Linked DNA regions of Mus musculus: all the other regions are linked to region 3. A link is a loop called in an ENCODE intact Hi-C map of the cell type or tissue named here. Cell type or tissue: gastrocnemius. All regions are shown on one strand.

What was found. Peaks named below come from ENCODE experiments on the same cell type or tissue, not always from the same donor. Only the 100,000 strongest peaks of a DNase experiment are listed, where the experiment ranks them.
Region 1: a loop joins it to region 3, with 10 times the contacts of the local background. A loop is called at or near these places in 39 of 42 quality-filtered maps.
Region 2: a loop joins it to region 3, with 5 times the contacts of the local background. A loop is called at or near these places in 14 of 42 quality-filtered maps.

What each region holds. Positions count from the first base shown.
Region 1 is chr2:79,507,895-79,515,894 of GRCm38, forward strand. No RefSeq gene overlaps it. Among named protein-coding and RNA genes, the nearest start is that of Gm39867, 38 kb to the right of the region's middle. In gastrocnemius, no CTCF peak of the experiment used is centred here; a DNase peak (open chromatin) is centred at 4,259; H3K4me3 peaks cover 709 bases.
Region 2 is chr2:79,648,000-79,655,999 of GRCm38, forward strand. Itprid2 (ITPR interacting domain containing 2) reads left to right here. Exons shown (of 18, transcript NM_080558.4): 9 at 3,389-3,461; 10 at 7,088-7,176. Among named protein-coding and RNA genes, the nearest start is that of Itprid2, 17 kb to the left of the region's middle. In gastrocnemius, no CTCF peak of the experiment used is centred here; no DNase peak of the experiment used is centred here; H3K4me3 peaks cover 323 bases; H3K27ac peaks cover 1,324 bases.
Region 3 is chr2:79,770,283-79,778,282 of GRCm38, forward strand. The region is part of intron 4 of Ppp1r1c (protein phosphatase 1, regulatory inhibitor subunit 1C); the gene reads left to right. Among named protein-coding and RNA genes, the nearest start is that of Ppp1r1c, 67 kb to the left of the region's middle. In gastrocnemius, CTCF peaks have their summits at 4,377 (motif pointing left) and 7,737 (motif pointing left); a DNase peak (open chromatin) is centred at 4,360.

The DNA.
Region 1 (8,000 bases), 260 kb before region 3:
AAATGTGCACACGCCCAATTCTTACTCTCTCTATATCTTTTCATTGGCTCGTTCCCCATTGTACTGCCACTCAGAAAACTATATTGGATGTAATGGGGCATCCTGATCCTGCTTTTTATTACACAACAGAATATAACTGGATGACCCACAATTTCTATGATTCAGGGAGATTAAGAATTAAAGATGCCAAAGAAGGGGAAATATAGTTATATTCATTTTTATGAAAGCCTGTCACCTGTAAAGGCCTGTAGGTACAAAACTGGAAGTAGAAATTACAAGGAGCCAAATTCAGATTTAATTTTAATGCCGGTTTATAACAAAGCTGTACAAATGCAAAGCTATGTAAAGGTGCCATTGATTAGAGGGCAAAATTCTTGTGGGCAGCAAAATGGCACTTGATGAAGGTTCCAGATGTTTTAGCATTTGCATACTAGGGAAGGAGAAGGAGGACCTATCCCAAAACCATCTTTAAAAATCACAGGGCCAGGCAATGGTGGTGCACTTTTAATCCCAGCACTCGGGAGGCAAAGGGAGGGAAGCCTCTGAGGTTGAAGCCAGCCTGGTCTACAGAGCACATCCTAGGATAGACAGGGCTATACAGAGAAACCCCATCTCCAATGTTCCCTTAAAAAGGGAAGAGAGAGACAGAGGCAGAGAGACAGAGAGGACAAAAGAAAACAAGGGAAAATGAAAGAAAAAGGACAAGCCAGAAAGCATGGCACGATAAAAAATGAGCACACATTTAAAATAATCGAAAACCATGACAATTTTGTGGAATTACATAACTTTTCTTCTGGATAACTTGGAGTAACAGTAATGCCATCTTGCAAGACTGTATAAAGACCCAATATATAGTTAAAAGATATGTCTAATAGAATGGCCAGCACATAGCTGTGGTTAATGAAATTTCTTATTATATCTAATTTTACATAGTTAAGCTTTATGAAGCTGCCAACATTTGACCTTTTTAAGCAATAAAAATGGCAATTTCACATGACTTAATCTGGTATTATTAATGAAACTGGGTGTAATTGAGTCTGAATATCTAGCATATTTAATATTCAGATTTAGGTGTGGACATTTACAAAGTCTTTGCTTTCTAAGGATAACTAGTTATTTTAAGTTTAGCGTGATAAGGCAGAAGTGAGAATTCTTGCCTTGGATGTTTGAAGCTCCAAGTGATTAAGATTGACTTCTGAGCTATGGTCTATATATTGGATGTGGCTTAGGTAGAATTCTAAAACTCATGTGACAAAGATCCTATCTCACAAACTGGAAAGAGTAAGGATTAGGTATGTGTGAATACAAAAGTAATTATGCGACCATCTTTCATTGCCTAGTCATTCAGCTTACCCGGAAAGAATAGAGCCAATCATGTAGATAGATGCTGTGTTTATTCATTTGCTCTTTGGAGAAACTGGGAATAGAAAAAGGATGATCAATATTTTCTATATACCAGAAAATCTTCAGAGATTGCAACACAGAAGTGAATTAGGATTAGAGCCTTGGGACTTAAAATGTACTGTGGACTAGGACTGCAATTTTCTGTATCTTCAGCTGCTACTGAAGTCATGTGGGCCTACACATAGGTGTGTTTTAAGGCAATCTATTGCCTAACATGAGAAAGTGTTTGGGACTTTAATTATAACTTGTTGAGGGAAACCATCTATTTACCTGTCTGTTGATCAAATTTTCTAAATTATGGCACAGGAAAAATATGGATACCAACTGTACTTAAAAAGAAATAACAATAATTTACTTATGCAAGAAAATTATAGAGTGTACATAGTAAGTTATAGTGGGTAGTACTTTGGTAAACCATGAGCATAACAGTTATATGAGTACTCTAGAACATATATTTCTGACCATTCACTGTAAAACAAGCAAAACAATCCTAGTACTTTGATTCCTAGAAAACACTAAGTAAGTTGATATTAGCAAAACATTTCTTTACCTATAAAAAGTCATTAATAATGACTAATTATTTATGGCTTAAAGGACAATTTAAACTGTAATCTGTAACAGAAGCCTAGCTATCACTGTTGATTCGATGATATACCTGAAATATGAAATATGAAAAGTGAATAATGGATATATTTTCACATGATGAATTCTTAAACCAAAGCCTAACAACCACAAAGTGTTTCTGTGCCATTTGAGAAAATTAGGCCAGAAACATTAGTGTTTTTCTCTTTGATTTCCCCGGTAGATCAGTGTAAATTGGCAGTAGAAACTATGTATCATCATGAAGGTCAGAACAGAGACTCAGAAGAAAGAAAACTGCATTACAGCTGTGGGTGTAGGGCCAGGCAACTGTGAGAGTGAAGGTCCAAAGCCACCAGGCAGAAACTGTGAGAGAAACACGTATTTCCCAAGTCAGGAACTGAAGCCAAGTAGAGGTGCATTGTCACAGTGTCCACAGAGAAGCTCCGGGGACACAGAGTCTTTTGTTTCTTGCCCTTTAATATAACGGCAACAGAAACATATAGGAAACCAGGCCTTTCCAGTGTGACCTAACTAGGAGTCAGTGCAAACTGACTGGGATAATAAACTCCAACTCCCTATAAGTCATGTCATGAAAGGTAAGGGCAAAGAGTCAATGGACATAGCCTGGGTGATTAATATTTTCTTTGTGTTTTACTTATTTCAGTCCAGGAGAGAAGCAATAACTTAAATTGCTGTATATGGTAAACATCAACACCAGGTTTTGTGTTGGAGGCCGTATCTCTTGGATTAGTTCTAGTTAGTGGCATACAGGACTGAGCTCCTGTTCTCAGTTTAATAAACCAGACCGTGGCTCTGTCTAACCCCTGACGCAGCCCAATGGAGAGATGCATCAAATGAAAGGGGAAGAGAGGTTTAACTGAACAGTTTATACCTTTGAAGTATTATGAACTCACTCTCACATTCCACGAGAACACGTTTGCTTTTCTTGGCCCTGTCTTGATAGATTTCCACTCCTCTTGTTACACAGGCAGGGTGTGGATCGCTACACTGGGAGGCTGAAGGCACCATCAAAACGGTTCCCTCTCCTCAGCTCTTGAGAACACGTTTCCAGCTCCAGTCCGAGCTTTCCACTTATCACCAAATAGAGCTCCCAACATTTCCTGGTGACGATTGTGTTAATCTGCCAGTTTTCTCCAACAGGAAGCCTTTTCCTGATATAATCTAAATGTTCCTCTACCTAACTCCATCCCACTGTTCACTCCCATGGCTATCTCTTTGAATACTGCAGAACGGTATCAGCTCCTTTGTCTGACTCCTATTTTTAGACCCAATTTGTTACGTCCATAAAGCCAATGGCTTAAATTTAGCTCCGTTTGAGTTTCTCCCATTAGTCACTTAGTGTGTCACTCCCTTAGTCATTTTTGTTGCTTGGTTGGTTTTCAGTTTCGTGATGCTCGGCCTTAAGAATGAAAACAGTTTTTCAGGGACAGCTCATAAGGGTGGAGTCAGTTACTGTAGTCTACAGATGAAATGGCCCTACCTATTGCTGACATGTACACTTAGTATCCTTAAATTTTTCATCCTTTCTCAAGCCATGTTCCTTCCATCTTACATGACTAGTTTTGAGCTCCTAGTAACGTGATGTCCCACAATGCCATGCCATTTTCAGACTTCAGCACTATGCCTGGAACAGTTGGAGCTACTGATACCCCTGGTGAACAAATGAAAAAGTTAATGGCTCAAACATTGCTAGTGAGGTCATTTGTAAGTTATTTGTGTAGAATTATAAAATGCTTTAGTTTTCTACTACTTAGGAAACCTCTTATTATAAATTATAGGCAGATAATAAAGTGACGTTGGATGGAGTGGTAGATAAATAGATTGACTGACTGATTTATTAACTGATTTAGATTTGCCAGCATATAATCTTGTCCCATAGGATTTGTGACGTAGGAAGTAGTGTGAGAAGTCTGACACCTGTTCATACTTTACTCTTTGTGCAAAGATGCTGTCATATAATGCCATGGGTACCGCCCAGGGATAGCTGCTATTTAAATGGCCTTATCTTTATTTGTTTCAAGTTCTGAATGTTTGGCAGCTCTCTGGGAACCCACCAGGTTAGTTCTGATGAGTCTCACATAAGTGCTATAACTCAAGGGAGTGGGAAGTTACCCTCTTGTACTTATGAGACTCATTATTGGTCAATAACCAGCATCCATTGGCGATTCTTGCTGTGGTCTTACAGCACTTTCGTTTCTGTATGTGCTTTTTTATGTATTCGGGCTTTACAGGGAATTGTGAAGTTGGTCGCTTGGTGGCGCTGTAGCTAATAGCTTGATTTTCTTTTGTATTTTTCCATCGCCTTCTTAGCTTTTGTTTTTTAATGACAGCTACGTGAAATATGCTCCCGTCTTAAAACTCTGCTGCAGGAGAAATGATTTAATGGCTCTTGACTTCTGGATTAATTTTGAGCATTAGAAACATTGTAAAAACAGATTCTTGCTAGTAATGATCATTATCATGATGGCTTGGGGCATAATCATTTACCAACATTAGCCAAGTGATTAAAATCCATCATGAGTTTAATTTGTAAAGATTTAGTTCCTTTGCAATAAATGGCTAATGGTATTAGCCTCATCTGTGTGGGGCCCGAATTTACCATTCTAGGACTTTGAGCTTTCAAACTAGATTTCTGTCCACCCTTGCTGCCATATGTCATTCATGCCTGATATTTACCAAGTATGTGGCATTTCCTATATCAGTGCTGAATGGGGCCATATGGTGTACAACATACAGGCAGTCATAACCTGCTAGTTCATAATTTATTATTCCATAAAGCAAGCGACCTTAATGGATGTTAAAATTAACAACCATGGTCAGTCAAACCTGAAGGGAAAGGGGAGCATTTTGGCTTTATGACTCTTTTCTTTCCTTTCTTATTATCTTATCAAGTCGAGATATATGTGGAATGATCAGATTTCAGTTCGTATAGCATTATCATTAACTTTGCAATAATGCCCTTTAAATGCATCTGATCTTAGAAATGATTTCTAAAAATTTCTCATCTTATAAAAATGCTTTAAATTTTTGTCTACAGAGAAACCGCCTTTTACATTTTTTTTTACAATTTATTTATTTTATGAACATTGCTGTGGTTTTTTGCCTGCACATACGTCTGAGTGAGGTTGTCAGGACTTGGAGTTGCAGACAGTTGTGAGCTGCCACGTGGTTGCTGGGAATTGAACCAGTGTCCTTTGGAAGAGCAGTCAGTACTCCTAACCGCTGAGCCATCTCTCCAGCTCTGCTTTTCACATTTAAATTTGCCTCCTTCCTAATGTTTTGTCCGATGAATTATGAAAACTGTTGAGGTAAACAGTGCTCTACCAAGAAGATAATTCATCAACCCACTGATTTTTCTTCAAAAACTCCTGAAGAAAGTTCAAAGGGGAAGACCAGCAGAGAAAACTTTGAAACCATGGAAGGAGGAAAAGCAAATGTACCATTAATAGACACTACTTCATTTTCAGAAATATCCTCTCAAAAGAAACAAAAAAGTAAATACTTCACACTGTGTAGAGTTTAGCCCACCTTGGGTTCACTGTGTGATCTGCAGGCTTCATGGTTACATAAGCTGTTTCCTCCTCAAAGCGAGCCAGTGTTAATATCACCACCTTGCAAAGAGCTAAGAGAACCCTGGTTAAGAGTTAAGTGGCTTCTGGTTGTTCAGAGCCTGGTAAAAGGCCTGTCGATCAGTTGGCACAGGCCGGCGTGAAAAATAAATTCATGTTCTCTGGTCAGCTTCTCCCAACTGCTTAAAAAGGTCAGTTTCTCAAAATCCTAGGGTGGAATAGGACAGCCTGTTTGGATTGGTAAAGGATAAAAAGAAATTCTAAGAAAGTCAGATAATTTAAAACTCACATGCAAAATTTTCAGTGATAATTAATTTAAGTGAAAATACAAACTTCTGGTCAATTTCTAAACATCAGTAATTGCACTAAGTTGAAGCTATCCTAGTCTTCCTCCCTTTCTCCCCTCCCCCCCTCACGCATTTACAACTATGCACAGGAGGCTCTCCACACAAGAGATAAGGAGCGAGCTGAGCCAGAGAGACTCTTCTCATACTGTGGCTCTTCTTACACCAGTGTGTACCAATACAACTCTAAACACAGTTGACTTTTAGTTGACAGGAAAGTCTACGCAAGGATTTAGCATAGAATATTCAATACAAACAACTGTAAGAGTAAGGAAACAGAGTCAGAAAAAGAAAATACCTCATAGCCAGGCAGTACAAACAGAAAGTGAGCCCAACTTGTTGGGAGTTCACACTATTTTGCCTCTCAACTTAAACACTGTTATGCAACTTAAAGGCAGTTATGTTATACTCCCTGGGTGTTACACAGTTTCAATAATGACTTTACCAAACTCATTATTGAAAACTATTTCTCTTTTCTTTTTTTTTCTCCAATTTTTTATTAGGTATTTACTTCATTTACATTTCAAATGCTATCCTGAAAGTCCCCTATACCCTCCTACCCCCTGCTCCCCTACCTACCACTCCCAATTCTTGGCCCTGGTGTTTCCCCTGTACTGGGGCATATAAAGTTTGTAAGACCTAGGGGCCTCTCTTTCCACTGATGGCCTACTAGGCCATCTTCTGCTACAAATGCAGCTAGAGACAGGAGCTCTGGGGGTACCTGTTAGTTCATATTGTTGTTCAACCTGTAGGGTTGCAGACCCCTTCAGCTCCTTGGGTACTTTCTCTAGCTCCTCCCTTGGGGGCCCTGTGTTCCATCCAATCATTGACTGTGAGCATCAACTTCTGTGTTTGCCAGGCACTGGCATAGCCTCACAAGAGACAGCTATATCAACAAAATCTTGCTGGCATATGCGATGGTGTCTGCATTTGGAGGCTGATTATGGGATGGATCCCCGGGTGCGGCAGTCTCTAGATGGTCCATCCTTTCATCTCAGTTCCAAACTTTGTCTCTGTAACTCCTTCCATGGGTGTTTAGTTCCCAATTCTAAGAAGGGGCGAAGTGTCCACATTTTGCTCTTCCTTCTTCTTGAGTTTCATGTGTTTTGCAAATTGTATCTTGGGTATTCTAAGTTTCTCGGCGAATATCCACTTATCAGTGAGTGCATATTATGTGAGTTCTTTTATGATTGGGTTACCTCACTCAGGATGATACCCTCCAGATCCATCCATTTGCCTAGGAATTTCATAAATTCATTGTTTTTAATAGCTGAGTAGTACTCCTTTGTGTAAATGTACCACATTTTCTGCATCCATTCCTCTGTTTAGGGACATCTGGGTTCATTCCAACTTCTGGCTATTATAAATAAGGCTGCTATGAACACAGTGGAGCATGTGTTTTTATTACCAGTTGGAACATTTTCTGGATATATGCCCAGGAGAGGTATTGCTGGATCTTCCGGTAGTACTATGTCCAATTTTCTGAGGAACCGCCAGACTGATTTCCAGAGTGGTTGTACAAGCTTGCAATCCCACCAACAATGGAGGAGTATTCCTCTTTCTCCACATCCTCGCCAGCAACTGCTGTCACATGAATTTTTGATCTTAGCCATTCTGACTGGTGTGAGGTAGAATCTCAGGGTTGTTTTGATTTGCATTTCCCTGATGATTAAGGATGTTAAACATTTTTTCAGGTGCTTCTCAGCCATTCGGTATTCCTCAGTTGAGAATTCTTTGTTTAGCTCTGTGCCCCATTTTTCAATGGGGTTATTTGGTTTTCTGGAGTCCATCTTCATGAGTTCTTTATATATATTGGATATTAGTCCCCTTTCTGATATAGGATTGGTAATGATCCTTTCCCAATCTGTTGGTGGCCTTTTTGTCTTATTGAAAGTGTCTTTTGCCTTACAGAAGCTTTGCAATTTTATGAGGTTCCATTTGTCAATTCTCGATCTTACAGAACAAGCCATTACTGTTCTATTCAGGAACTTTTCTCCTGTGCCTATCTCTTCGAGGCTTTTCCCCACTTTCTCCTCTATAGGTTTCAGTGTCTCTGGTTTTATGTGGAGTTCCTTGATCC
Region 2 (8,000 bases), 120 kb before region 3:
CTGTTAGTAGGTGCATACATAATCCTGCTTGAGCTCCTAAAATAACTGTTTGTAAGTCTCCCTTTGTACTTATACAACTTACTACTTTTAGCTTCTAAGTTTTAGGGTTTACTCATTTATTTATCTGAGTTCGAATAATCCCGAATCAGTGGGGTATTTGAGGAACAGTGGAATTCTGCCTTTGGCCTTCCAAATTTGTGAATTTTGTTTCTTTAGACAGGATCTTGCTATGCTGCCAGGGTTGATTCTCCTGCTTCAGCCTCCCAAATATTGGGATTACAGGCATGGGCCACCATGCCTATTTGTAGCTGTAGTTTCTGAAGATAAGAATTTAAATATGAGTTCTGATATTTGGTATCTGTCCTGATATCCCAAATCCCAGATAGTCACTGGGTTGTTTCTGGCTGTTTTGTTTTGATTTTTTTTAAATCTATAATTTCTTGAGTCTTTTTAAAAATTACATAACAGTGGAAACAAACTTTGTGTGTCGTTTATTTTAAAACTTAGTTTTCTTTTCTTTAAGGTAACTTAGAAGTAATTACAGGATAATAAACTATTACAAAGGTTGTTTGAAAGCATTCCCCTCCCCTTACACCTTCCTGACACTAAAATATGACTTCCCAGCAGTGGTTTTCATCTTCTCTCTGAGGGAAGTCATATTTGCTCCAGTGTCAGAGCTGCAGGAGATGACTGCCGTCCGTGAAGGAAGCTGCTGAGGGATGCTGTCCTGGGTCTCTGCTGCTCTGTTACTTTTGTAGTTACTTTTGCTTGACTTAAGGACTTGTGGTAGAAGAGTTTTCACCCTTATTTTATAATTGCAAAACACAGATAGTTTTTAGAAGCCGGCGACTGGCTAGTAAGACTTGAACTCAGGTCCGGCTCCTTTGACCTGCCCCGAACATTTGCCATGGGGCAGAGGTGAGGAAGGAGATCAGTGAGATCAGTGGGCAGAAGCTGAAGGGCTGTCACAGCCCCGTACAACTTAGGGCAGAGCAGTCTTGGCTTTCTTTCTTTTCTCCTTCCTTTCTTTCTTGTTCTTTCTTTCTTTCTTTCTTTCTTTCTTTCTTTCTTTCTTTCTTTCTTTCTTTCTTTCTCTTCTTTCTCTTCTTTCTCTTCTTTCTCTTCTTTCTCTCTTTCCTTCTTTATTTCTTTTTTGTGATACCACACAGAATTGTAATTTCTAAGACTCTCATTCAGATTTTATTTCAGCATTATTTTGTATTTAGTATGTTTAAAATGACAGAGTGGTTAGTGTTGTTTTGGTCCTGAGTGGAAGGACAGGATGAAAGCTGTATCCACTCGTGAATTCAGAAAGCAACTCTGTTGTTTTGGCTTAATGTGTACTTTCTTTGTTTTCCTTTTATTGTGGGAAGTTTTGAACTTAACCTAAAGTTTCAAGAATTGTATGATAAAAATCTATTACTTGTTACTGGCTTCAGTTTTGTTTGATTATATTTGTAAAACTTTAATCAAAGGCTACCTAGAGTACATGGCCAACTTACCATACAGCACTAGGAATGCTTGCTGTGTAGATCTTTATTCTGTACTGTCTTCACGGTTTTACACTGAAATCTGACTTTTGCATAGTCATGACCAGTAAAACTAAGAATAAGTCGTCACTCACGCCATGGACTTAATACAGTAAGATTTTGCTGAGAATAGTCTTCCTGATATTAGCAGTTGTGTAAGAAAATATGACCCTCTCCACTCTCAGAGACTGTCTAGCATTGATGAAGGGCTTTGTAGTAAGAGGAGAAATTTTTTCCCCTCTTAGCATCATGAAGGATAGATGGCTAGAGAAGGTAGCATGTTCTTTAGATTCTCACCACTTTGTGGTTAATTTATCTCTAAGGAAATAGAATATTTTATAATCCTACATTTATAAAGTGGGAGGTCATAATTTGTTGTGTCTAGCTGAGATTCCTAAGATATAAATAGTTATCTGGATTGCTTCTGTATTCTTTCAATCTAGCTAATGATTGTTATTTAGAAACCTGTATTAGGCTGGGCCAGAGTAGCAGCTAATAATAGGCCTTTTGTTGAATATAAAAAGAAAATGTGTTCTGTTCCCTTGCACTAAAACAATGGTTTTCCGGTTGGACTTGTATCTGCTGCTTTGAATAATATAATTTTTGAGTAGTAGCAAATAAAAGTAAAGCTGACTTTATGTGTCAGACTCAGGAGGGTGTTAAATGGTAACGACTTTCAGTTTCTTCAGATCATAACTATAGGTTCATGAGACTATATACAAAAGTCATCACAAATCAGAAATTCCTGAATATGGGAGTACTGCCATTAATTTTTGTGGTGGTGGTATATGTATATGTATGCTTTCTCTCTTTTTGTCTCCATCTCTGTCTCTGTCTCTGTCTCTCTCTATCTCTCTCTGTCTCTCTGTCTCTGTCTCTCTCTCTCTCCTGTGTGTGTGGTTGTGTGTATGTGTGTAGTAGTTGTGTGTGGTGACCTTCTATTCATTCCTATAGGATATTTCTTATTTTTAAATTAATTCATAGCTTCAAGTATACCAGGCTTCAAATCAAAAGTTTGTTATTTGTTGATTGATTTGTTCATGTTTAAAAACCTGTGTTTTACCATTTTGTTTCCATTTAAGTGGTAAAGTGGTAGAAATGAACAAATAACTCCTCCACAGGGTGAGGATGGCATTAGAATCAAAATTTCCTAAATAATGATATAGCTATACAGGTAGGAAAATGGCAACTTTTCTAGGTTTGGTACTTCCACTAAATAGAATTTTTAGAGCGACTTTTATGGGTAAGACTCTTCAAGATTTTAGTTGTATTAAGATTTCCTTCCCACTTAAAATACCACTGTATCTTAAAAGAACATTTTTATCAGGACAGAACATTCTTATACATGAGTAACAATTGACGCCTCAAACTGGAGGACTTCAGAAAACTTAATAGTGGAAACGTGGTGTCCTACTTACATAGACACCAAATTTGTGTTTGCCTCCAATAGGGCTCAGTCATCCATCATCTTCTATGATGCACAGATTACCGTTTTCCCTCACATGGGAACTACTTTAATGTTTAACATTTGGGGCAAGCTCCTGGTGTGGGCCATCTTACACATATAGCAACTTTTGAGAAACAAAGTCTTTCTATGTGGAGGTTTGTATACGTTTGTATATAAGCAATTACTTTATATGCTGTTTTTCTCTGCTAGCTCCCTAGGTTGAGTGCTACATGTTAGCGGGAAGTAGGTGGGAAAACGAACCTGTGGGACATGCTGCCAATTTTGAGATAAAGTGCCTACATAATGTTTGGAGCACTTCAGCTAGACTGACTTGTTTAATGAGTAACCATCTAGAGACACTCTTCTTTGCCACAAATTCTCTTAGTTTTAAGTACATATGGTTCTCTTTTAGGTCCAGAGCACAGAGGGAGAAGCCCCTCACGTGCCAGCCACTTGCCAGCTAAGTCTTGCCAAGTCAAAAAGAGGTAAGTGGACCATTGGCCACTCCTTCCTATAGTTGCTCTGTGTTGTCAGCTAAGAAGGAGAGGAGTGTCTCTCAGTGTGTGGAGCAGCAGTAAGTGTGAAAAGATGAGGATGCAGGGGTGGGGTGTGGGGAGGAGGGGCGGAACGTGCTCTCATCTCAGCATATAGTTTTTGTGGAGATTTTATGGGGGAGACTTTTATGCTTACAAACTTATTCTAGATTGTTTATCCTGTAATAACCCTCATTAAAAATTGCTCGTTGCTCTAGTTTTCAAATCTGCACATGTACTGAAACAGACTACTTTTACATTGTTATGATTGTACACTCTCTTATGTTCTCTGAGTTTTTTATGCAATATATCTTGTAAGTATAATACATGTAGTATAACTCTGGCAGAAACTCGCTGGCAAGAGTTAAGCCAAGTTAAATACAGAGGTGTGGATCAAAGGTGAGCGGGTGCAGATTCTGCTCTTTTCTTGGATCATTAATTATTGACCACAGAACCTTTGGATCCACTAGAAAATGCTGTCTGGTTTTAAATTTACAAAGCATTTGATATTTAGAGAAAGAAAGAGGAAGAAGTTAAATGACCACTGAAGGTAGGACTGTTTATTTTTAAAACTTCACACATACCACCTGTTGTTTTTTTTTTTTTTAACAAAAATTTATATGTATGTTCTTAGAATAGAAAATTACATGTTAGTCTTCCTGAGGAACAGTTTGCATGTGACTTTTCTGTCATTGCAGTGTGGCATTAAAGAACAGGGCTCCCAGTCACTTCAGCTCTGGTCAGACACAAAGAGAAGTTTCTCATTGGATATTCTGATTCTGAAGTGTACAGGGAATAGACAGAGGCAATATTGAACAAAGCAACTGACTCATATGTGTCAAAGGATGATAAAGTATGGGCAATTTCCATTCAGTTGTTCTAGGGAAGCTGTGAGTAGTGCAGAAGATATATTCAGGTGATGGTCAAACTGGAGTTTCTCCTGGCTACCAGTCTTCAGTCTCTTGTTTATGAGGACACAAATAAAACCATTTACATATTTGCCAAGAAATCTTCTATAAAATTACAGAAAAAGAGTCTTGCCTGTGCAGTTGTGAAAAGGGTTACAGGAAACAGTGACATTTGGTCCATTTTGGAAGGTAGTCTCTGGAATTGTGGTAATGTGGTACATCACAGACTGGCCATAACTTCATAGTTAGAATTAGCAGCATAGTCATTTCACAAGTAGAATAGAAACAAGGCGTGCCCTCACTGGTCGGCTTTGCAAGTGCACTCCTGTAGTCTCAGTGCAGGGACGCATTCTTGCACAGAGAGACGTTCAGTGGCTCAGCTCATGTCCTGGCCTAGTGTTTACTGGGCAGCCTCCTATTCCTAGAAGTCCTACTCTGCTCTCTTTATAGAAGATAACTGTTTTTTCATGAAAACCTAGAAGAGAATATACTGATTTTGATACTAAACAGGTGGCTTCCATATTTTGTTTTGGTTCATACTTAAATGTTTCATCTAATTTTTAAATTAAGGTAATATCCTATGTCTTCAGAACTGAGCATCAATCCTTAGGTCTAAATTTCTCTAGTAAAGACCTGTGGTTTCCTTTATAAGATTTATTTCCTTTATCAGTAGGTATGTTACTGGTACTTTTGCTCTCTTACGTGTTTTGCACATATGTCTGTGCACCATGGGTATGCCTGATGCCACAGAGGCCAGAGGGAGGTGTTGTAGCCCCTGGAACCAGAGTTAACAGTTGTGTGTGAACCTCCATATGGGTGCTGGGAATTGAACCCAGGTCCTGTGCAAAAACAAATGCTCTTAACTGCTGAGTCATCTCTTTAGCCCAAGAGAACTATGCATTTCATGGGACAGAAATATCTGCCTAAAGACCTTAGATTGTGATATTTATACTTTTAGAATGTTTGCTTATATTTAGCCAGTCTTTCTCTTTAGTTCAGGCTGGCTTCAAACTCAAGCTCCACTTGCCAGTCTCTCTGGGTTTGTAGATGAGCATGGCACTGCCGGTGGGATTTGTAGCTCTGGGAACACATGCCTATCTTCCCCTGAAGTAGTGCTGTGCAGGGAGGACTGGGCTCCCAGTCTGCAGAGAGAGAGGTTACTGCTTTGCACCATGAAGCAAAGAAGGAACTTAAGCTCTTTGTGCTGCTCAGTTCCCCATGCCGACTCGGAAGCCTGCTCAGTCTGCACTGCCAATCAGACTGTGGGACACGTGGTACTCAGCTTTGAGGGGAACCGGCCCAGACCTTATGCTGCTGCACAGTCAGCAGATCTTTGAAGAAACTGAGTCTGGCTTCTTTGTACCTCAGAGAAGTTCCCTTTTCCCTACCAATAGGCCCTTCAGTTTCTAGACCATTTCTCTAACTGTTTAATTGTTGAGAGTTATCACTGAGTCATCAAGCAAACACTGCCATGTTGTTCTCCATACCAGAACAGTAAGAATAAGTCAAGTTCCTGTCTTCATGGGCTCACAGTCTAGTTATAAACAAAACAAAACAGAACCATGCACACACAGCACAGAGAGAGACAGTGGCAGCTGCTCTGGCTAGACGGCGGCTAGTTGGTTCTGAAGGAATGTAATGCCCAGTTAGACTGCTGGGGACAATCTGTTACAGTCCAGTTCCATCAGGATTCCAACATTTCTAGGTCTGGTAAGGAGATGGAACACTTCTTTAACTAATTATCCAGCTGTACTAATATCAGAACACTGTTGAAGTTTTTCTCAGTTTTTAATTGGGATATAATCACTATTTTTTTAAACCTTCAAATTCCAGCAAAATGTTTTTAAACCCAAGTGAAGTTTAATTTTGGATTTTATTTAGTCATATTATCTGGTTTAGATTATGTGGTAAACACTGTATTTAGCCTGTTGCTTTTGAAATTCTGAAAGAATTTCACACAGCCTTGCAAATGTACAAGATATAAAATCCCCTCTTGGGTAAGCGTAATGTAGATAGAATGCCATCTTGCTTGCTATATGTAAAAGAACATATCTTTATTTATATATGTATTATCTTTCATAAAAGAACATTTATGCATATATATTTAGAGATTAGAACTTTAAGACATAATGATAAACATGTCTTTGTTAAATTAGCAGTGTCATATATTAATTGAATCTTTGGCTTCTCTTTAGTTATGAAAAATTATTTCCTAGCACAGATACTTGCATCATAAGAGACACTAGAGATACTTGAATACCCTCCTATTTCCAGTGATTTTAGTTTATAGCCCTTACTTTCGTTCTTTCAAATACAGAATATTTTACTGAATTGTGCATATAAACTTCTAATTTCACTTCTTAACTATTTTTATAGATTTTCATAATTTGTAAATTGTTTAGTTTTATTTCATCCAATTTACATTTGTGGTAATAGGATTTATCAAATACTTTGCCATTAGAACTTACTAAGCAAATGAATGAATGCTGAGAGTTTCTGATAGAAAGCCTGATTCAGCTTTTATTTGAACCTGAGTTATTGCTGTGCTTTGAAGCTGCAAGTTTTCATAAATAATTTGTGCTGCTCTATTGGGGACCGTATCTGTGACGATGTCACTGCCATTGCAGGCCTATGCACTGGTTTTGTTTAATAATATGTTTCTACTGACAGATCATCTGTTGAGAACTGCAAGTCAGCATTCCGATAGCAGCGGCTTTGCTGAGGACTCCACAGACTGTGTCTCCCTCAACCACCTCCTGGTACAGTTTTCCGTTTGCATTAGTCAGTACTGTCATTACCCTCACTTTAAGGCAGTCAGTCTGTCCATGTGTCATATTGTAAGGTTGGCTATCAAATGGGAATAGGAATAAAATGTCTAAAATGTAGATCTTGGCTATAAATTTCAGGTTTCACTTATTCATGATCTCTGGGTATAAAAAAATAAATAAATCTTAGTTATTTTATTACTAGTAACTAAATTACTTTGGTTTTAAACTGGTCTGATGTTTTTCTTATTTGCTTATAGTTATTATACTCTAGTATTTTATAATAAATTTTATTTACTTTAAAACTCCCATTCCTTCTAGTTCTATGAACTTTTATGAAAATTAAGATGTTTTAGGCAATCCAGAAATCAGGTGCTTTTTCACTCGGAAGCTGGTGGTTGGTAGGTACATAGAGTCATAGAATGCACAAGAAAGGGGTTCAAAATGTCATTAATAAAATCTGAAAATTGAAATATGGAAAACAAAAAAGGTTAAAGAGCATGGCTAAACAGGCAAGAAATACACCTAAGGAGACACAGGAAGAATCACGTGGGAAGAGGGGCTCACAAGAGTCTACCCTAGAGCTTTTGGTAGTTGGCTCATTTTGTTTGGGGGTTCTAGCCACTAGTAGGTTGCCATGTTCCAGTGGGTAACCCTAAACCCTTGTACATATGGATAAGACTGGTACTCAGTGTGTTACCAAGAAAAAAATTAAGACTGAAGTTGGGAAGGAGACATGATATGGGGATCTGGAGGGAGTTAGAGTGGAGAAATAGGATATAGTTGTGATCATAATTCATTGTATGATGTGCAGGACA
Region 3 (8,000 bases):
TTGTGATTCTTCCACTAAGAAATAAAATAGCAAGTACTGCAATGTCCAAAGGTTACAGTTGCAGGGAAAATAGTAGGTCACAACACACACACACACACACACACACAATGTAATTGTAAGCATCAAACTTACAATCTGGATTCTACATTGAGCCCCATGTTCTCTAATTAGCAGTAGGGGCTGCACTGTACTAGTTTGCCCTTGGCAGGTAAACCAAGCCTGCCTTTGTACTCCACTCTGGAGTGGCATTGTTCCACCTCATTGCAAAAATCAAGCTTCAATGGTTTCATTGACTTTCAACAAAATATTCCACCGAGATAACAACTCAAAGACAATTAGGCTTTCTATGTAGCAGGAGCCAGAATGTTACAGAGGTCTTTGAGAGCGTGAAATGGTTGTTGTCGTTTTCTTTCTGGGAGTAAAGCTCCTTCTCGGCCCTCATGTACAATTTTTGAAAGATTATTGGTTCTCCCAGACCCTGGCAGTTTAGGGGACAAAGAACAGGACATGAGCAGGGCAGCTGTGAGAGTCGGGGTCTGGTGAGGAAAACCTGGCCAGACTTGCAGAAGCATCCACAATATTTACTATTTACTATATATTTTTAAAGCAAGATATTTGAAATTTCTCTCTCCCTTTCCCCCTCCCCCTCCTCCTTCCCCTCTCTCCTTTCTTCCCTCCCTCTCTCTTCTCTTCTCTTCTCTTCTCTTCTCTTCTCTTTCTTTTTTTTTTTCTTTTGCAGATTTTAAAATGCAATGTGTGGCCCAACTTCCTATAAAAGACAGTTCCAAGGTCCTTGCATTCCTTTTATTAAATGAGATTTTTATTTTCTTTGTGTGTGTGTGCATGTGCAGTGTGTGTGCTTCCCCTCATAGATACTGGGAGCTAAACTGTGGCCCCCTAGAAAAGCAAGACATACTTTGAACTTCCCAGTCATCTTCCAGCCCCTCCTTGAGTTCTGCCTTTCCGGAAGCTTCACAACCCTCTCTTGATCTTCTACAGCAGACACTGGGTTAAGATGTGAAATGAAAGCAAAAGCCACCTACAGTTCTGTTCATACCCTGGTATTCTAAACAGGTTGGGGACATCAGGAACATGGTAAAATCTCACCAAATCTTCCTGCATTTTTCTTTACTTCCTTCACACAGAAGTTTTCCTTAAACACTCTGAAGTTTAAAGGAAGGAGTGGATACATCAAGATCCTTACAAAGAAGTTCATCTGGTTTGCACTGTCAAGGGATTAGTCTTGAAGCCATAGATGGCTTTTCATTGAGAGTGGGGGGATCTTCAGCCAAGTTAAACCACTATTATTGCCACACACAACCACATTGCTAGGTTTTCTTATGAGGTACTCTAGAACGTAGTTAGTATAGCAACAATAACTGCTCTGTGCCATCACATCTGGGGAAAGTATGTCGCCCAGCTTTAAATTCTTGTTACCTATTAGGCCTGTGAAACACCACAGTCTGGGCACCCTGCTTCAAATATGCAAGAGGTTTTCCTTTGAGGCTCATTTAGTGACAAAGAAATTCTGGGTTTTGTCTCAGTTTCTAGCAGTTCTTAGAAAAATAAACATATTTCATGTCTTGAACATTACAACAGGATAGTGGTTACATTTTATTAAAATAGCATTTTTGAATAGACAACAACAACAACAAAATACCCAGCCACAATGTTTTGTAATTTAATTTAAAACATACTTCATTTTTAGATGAATTTAGGTTTCTAATTTATATTATTTGTTATATTGCTATTTGACTTGCAAAGTCTACCTCTGTGGGAATTGGTGTGAATCTTTGGAGAAAGTTTCCAGCATCTCCAAAATTTCTAGAAATCACGGATTTTGATCTAGGATAAAACAGAATAAGAGGTCCCTTCCCCTTCTATTTGTTTACATCATATCCCCCCCTTCTCTTTTGTGCCTCCCTCCCATCTTTCCCCTGTTCTTTTCTTCTTGACTGATTTACATCCTACCAAGACTAGCTTGGCTATAGAGCGAGGTTGCACTTGCTATCCTCCTGTCATGGCTTCCCTAGTGCTGGGGTTTCAGGCACATGCCACCACTCACAGCTTTGAATTTTTCTCTCAAAATCATAATAGTACCTATTAATGCCTTTGATGTTATTGAACACACAATATGTAAAAATCACGGCAAGGAATTGGAAGGAAGGGATCTTGGATCTGTAATTTCCAACACGGATTTTCTTTCATGCTTCGAGTCCTGATGTTTAATAAGGTCACCTCACATCTTCTAGTCCTAACACTATTCCCTTAGGTAATTGCCCCTCTACACAATAAATTAATTAGCACTTGTGAAATATTTCTTTCAAAATATTTCTCTATTGATCTTTCACAATTCTGTGTGCCTGTAGCATCTTGCTTATGATATTTTCTTCAACGTTCCATTTCCTCCCCTGCTATTAGGTAACTCGGGTCTTTAAAAACACACCTGTAAATACTAACATGAAGAGATGTGGGAGAGAGATTCATTTGGCAAATGTTCTTAGCCTATTAGAAAAAGTGGATGTCTATAGATTCCTTTGTACCAATGCTATTCATTCTAAAAAATTGTGAAAACAACAAAAAACCACTTTTCTCTTGGATTTTCTTAAAAGGTGGCAGAGAAAGGGTCCTTTAGTTATGATTTAATTAATCTTCCATAATTACTTGCTATATTAGTTATTTTTTTTTCATTGTTAGGACCAAATACCTTGCAAAAACAACTTAGTGGCTTGTAGTTTCGAGGGTACCATGCACTTCAGCAAGCAAGACCTGGCAGCCGGACTGGTTCTGTCCATGATAGCAGGAACTGGCTGCAGATGGTCTTATTGCTGTGGCACACAGACTGACAGATAGACAGGAAGGAAGGAAGGGAGAGAGGGAGGGAGGGAGGGAGGGAGGGAGGGAGGGAGGGAGGGAGGGAGGGAGGGAGGGAGGGAGGGAGGAAGAAAGGAAGGAAGGACATACTGAACCAAAACCAGGACTGAGCTACAACCTCTAAGCCCACTCCTAGTGTCCGACAGCCAGGTCTCACAAGCCAAAGATTCTGCCACCTTCCAAAGTATCAATACCAGCTGGGAATCAAGTGTTTAAACGTGTAAACCTGTGGGGGGTGCTTCAGATTCAAGCCCTAACATGTGAGCTTTGTTTCCTAGACGTAATGTAAACTTAAGAAAATCTTCTAAGTTGAAGTCAAGCCAGAAATGAAACCTATGTGTGTAAGAACTAGATTAAATTTCATGGCTGCAACAACAACAACAACAACAACAACAACAACAACTGAAGTCAGGCAATGCTTCAAGGTTTAGATAGTGTAGACTTTACATTATACCACTGTGCGTGAGTGTGTGTGCGTGTGTGTGTGTGTGTGTGTGTGTGTGTGTGTGTGTGTACCTATGAACTTAAGAATGTATTTCTCCATCAGGTCTCTGTGTACCTTATTTTCTTATTAGCCTGGGGCTTACTGATGAAACTAGAGTAGCTAGCTAACGAGCTTGTCTCTTCCTCCTCAACACTGGGATTACAGGCATGTACACCACTCCTGGATATTTTTGTGTGTCTTTCAGAATGAAATTCAGATCCTTACGTTTGTGTGGCAATCATTTTATTGGTTGATCCCCCTTTCCAGGCCCAGGCTGCCTGCTTTAGAGTATCAGGACGTTTCAAGTTCTTATGTGACTTTTTAAAAATTAAGATACATGTTCCCAGATCTCAAAGCTGACAGGGAGAAAGCTCTAAAAGTTTTGATTTTAATGAGCATCAGTTTTAATTATCGATAGATTGAATTTAGTTTTAGAAATATTGGAAAAGGAAATATTGCAGAGCCTGTTGTCAACTCTAAAAGTGTACTTTCATTTTACTAGGATGAAGTAATTTTGTTGAATCTTTGGAGGTCTTTGCTTTTTGTATACACATTCCTAGTTTATAGACAGGTATTTTAATCCTTTCTGATCCCTGAGTTTATATATGTATCTATATGTGTGCATATATACTTATTATAAATATATATATATATACACACACACACACACATATATATATATATATATATATATATATATATATATATATATATATATACATATGTGTGTGTTTGTGTGTGTATATTTTCACATAATTGCATAATTACTCATTAACTTGAGCAGATCCCTTGGAGCCTCTCCAGTGTGTGTTCCAGTGTGTGCTGGATGAATACTGTTCCTCTGCACCCTGGTAATTGGCCAACAGATCTCCCGGGAATGTTTTGGTCTCTTATATAAACACTCCAGGAACAAGGGGCCACGACTCTGTGTTTTATTCACTGGCAATGAGACCTGAAGGGTTTTACACAAAGTTCTCATAGCATGTGAAGAACGAAGAGCTTGTGAGGAGAGCGCCCTCTGCTGGTACTTAAGATTTCAGACGTTCTCTTGGAAAGTAGTGCTTAAGAAATCAGAACAAAATGTATTCTTTTCAGCACAAAATGGGCTTACACTAAATGAATAGTCAGCAGAAGGAGTTCTTTAGTTTTGGTGTCCTTATATTGTGAGACACACTCTCTCTGTATCTTTTACCTTCCAACTATTTTGTATGCCGATTGGATATTGCTTTGCTTAGAAACTAAAACCCAAACAGGGTCTAGACATGGTAGGCAGGTTATTTATTTTTATGGTTTTTGTTTGTTTGTTTGTTTGTTTCCTGACTAACCCTAACCAAAGCCAGCTTCACTATCAGCTTCTTACCCTTGAAACTCTCTGGACTGTCACATACTAGGGCATTATTCTCAAGTCTGAAGCTACCTTTATTCTGTACAAAGGAATAGCACACAAACCTGGGATGGTCTTTTTCAAACTAACTAACTTCCTGTTCATTTCTTCTTTAAGACAATGATGGTGGTCTTCACTTGCGAAGGTCACAAAAAGAGAATGGAGTAAGAGAAAATTGAGCCTTGACGGTTCTAATATGTGTAATCTTTAAGCAACATATCCCTCACCAACTCCAACCAAGTTTCTCATTTATTTCTTTAACGAGGAGAAACTAGTTTAAAGGGAGTCATAATGAACTAACAAAATAGTGCAGACCTGGCAAGCAGCATAGGCATGCTAACTGCACTTTCCACCATTCCTGGGAAGACTAGGTTTCACAGAGACTCAGACTGAAAGCTAATTTCCTGCCCAACACTCTGCATGGCCATGCAACACGCTCACCCATAGAAACTCCTTGTAAAAAGTCAGCACGTGACTACTCCCGTTACATAATCAAAATTTATTTATTTTTGGTATAAAGAAAATATCTGGGGAGTGGGGTGTTAGAGACATGACTCGAGAACACTGAAGCCAGGCGGTGGTGTCGCACACCTTTAATCACAGCACTCGGGAGGCAGAGGCAGGCAGACTTCTGAGTTCGAGACCAGCCTGGTCTACAAAGTGAGTTCCAGGACAGCCAGGGCTATACAGAGAAACCCTGTCTCAAAAAACAAAAAACAAAAAACAAAACAAACAAAGAACACTGGTGCTTTTCCATAGGACCTGGGTTTGATTCCCAAGACCCATGGGGCAGTTCACAGCCTTCTGCAACTTCAGTTCTAGGGACTCCAATGCATTCCAGCTTCTGCAGGCGCGGCACACATGTTGTGCACAGATACAAATGCAGATACAACACCCATACACATAAAAATCAATCTTGAAAATTAAAAGATTCAAATTAGAGTAACCCCTACATGCAGAATTTGTCCTTGTAACGTTTCGCCAGCAAAACACACTCGGACAACCAGATCCTTCTACGGCAAAGCTTTATTGCTTACTTCTCAGGAAGACCCCGATCCCGGAAAAAGGAGCTGCTTAGGTACCCCTCCTTGTGACGTGTCAGCTCCTGATTAGCTGCTCACTCATCACCCTACTGCTACGTCCTGAGATGGGCAGTGACTTGGCACGAATTTACCTCAGCACCTGCGCACATTGCTTGTTTACTAGTTAGGCACTGAGGAAGCCAGCGCCATCTTGTAATGGCGATTGCTCACGGCTCTCCACAAGAATTATCAGGCCCCAACCCTTAAATAAAACCATAAAAGAAGATGGATAAACAGTATCTCCCACAGAATTATTCCAAATAGACCCGTGTCTCTGTTAGCTCTCTGTTGCTACTTAGAGAGAAAACGTTGGTTTTGTTATATTAGGTTTTATCAAGATAATACACCGTGGTTTTATTATCGAAGTGGTTTGAACTTGACATTGTATGTGTTTAGAGGGACAAGGTGCCTTGGTGCTCTCTAGTTCCCCAACACGTGTTATGTCACTCTTTATTATCAGGCAATTAAAAGAAATCATAATAGAGACAGTATAGGTAGGGGCTAAGTCTAAAAAGCTAAAGCCGGACAATCTCTGTTTGAGTTCCAGCACCATTTAATTCTCTGACCTTGAGAATGCTGTTGGATGCCCTGTCTGGTTTCACTGCCCTGATATTTATGATTCATCTACAAAAAATGAAAACTTGGTATGAGCTTCCTAGGGTTGCATTGAGAATTGTCACCAACCCAGGACTTAAAAGGCAACTTTTTTTTCCTTATACTTCAGGAGGCTTAAAATCTGAAACCTAGGTGCCCAGGTAGTCCCTGCAGATGATCCCAACCCCTCTGCCGCTGGAATCACATGACATGCATGCTAGGAACTGAACTTGGCTCTCTGGAGAAGCAATATACACTCTTAACTACTGAGCCAGCTCTCCAGACTCTTTGCCGATTTTCTTATTCTGCTTATGACTAATTCCTGATGTTCAGTCTCAGTGTGTGTGTGTGTGTGTGTGTGTGTGTGTGTGTGTGCGCGCGCTTGCTCAATAAACCTGCTTAACATTTGACTGCATCTCAAAGTCTGGCCATCTAAGATTTCATTTTCAATCCATGAAAGAACTGTTGAGTCTTCCAGGTGTTGTGAAGGCTCCCACTGTTCTCCATGTGCCCAGATCCAAATCCTCAACATCGTTTTAATTACTCCTTGTTTGTTGTTACATCCAAGCAAGACTTGATGGCTCCTGCTTGACAGTAATCCACCTGCCTGTCATACCCACTTGATCCTTGAGAAAGTACCCTTAATACAGCTTGTTGTATTCTTAATACTGTTCTAGCTTGGGCCTCCCTCAACAGTGGCCCAGCTGACCAATACACACACACACACACACACACACACACACACACACACTATACACATACCAAACAAGTTTAATATGTCAGGAATATGGATAAATTATATTTCCTTTAATTCAGATAATTTAATATAATTCTCATGATTTGATGAAAAATACTGAATATATTCCACTGGAGAATGGAAGAGGCAAGGGAAGGTCTTCACAATGGCCATAAGAGGTAGCACAAGTGTTCAGTAAGGAGGTGATGTGCAAACTGCATCTACACAGTACTCCTTCAACACGTGGATGACACTTACTACAACATTTTAGGGTCATACTGCACATTGACAAGAGTTCTCTAAAATTCTATTTGGCTTATGGCTTTTGATGGATCATTTTATTTAAACTATATTTCTAGATCCTTGACAAGAGTTCTCTAAAATTCTATTTGGCTTATGGCTTTTGATGGATCATTTTATTTAAACTATATTTCTAGATCCTGTTTAATTTTTAGCAAAACTGTAAGGTTTTAGATCCAGAATTTGGTTTGAAACACTTAAGTGTATGCAGTTGAGGAAAATGAAAGGCACGTGTGTACTTTCTGGTTATGGCTCCCTCTAGTGTTCACATTACAAAACTGGGAAAAAATGGAATGTGAGAATTAATAGTGCATAGTGCTCATTAAGGTGTGGCTGAGTGTATCACACACACACACACACAAATGCAAACACACACGTTGGGTTTTAGGTAAATATGTGTGTGGCCTTCTAATTCTTTTGACAAGAGTGTGCACTCTATCATAGTACAGAGTTACATGATGCAGCTCTGTAAAATGCATAAACCATTTGGATAGCCTCTTGTGAAGTCTGGATGCTGCTATTAGGGACATACTCAGGATATAAAGC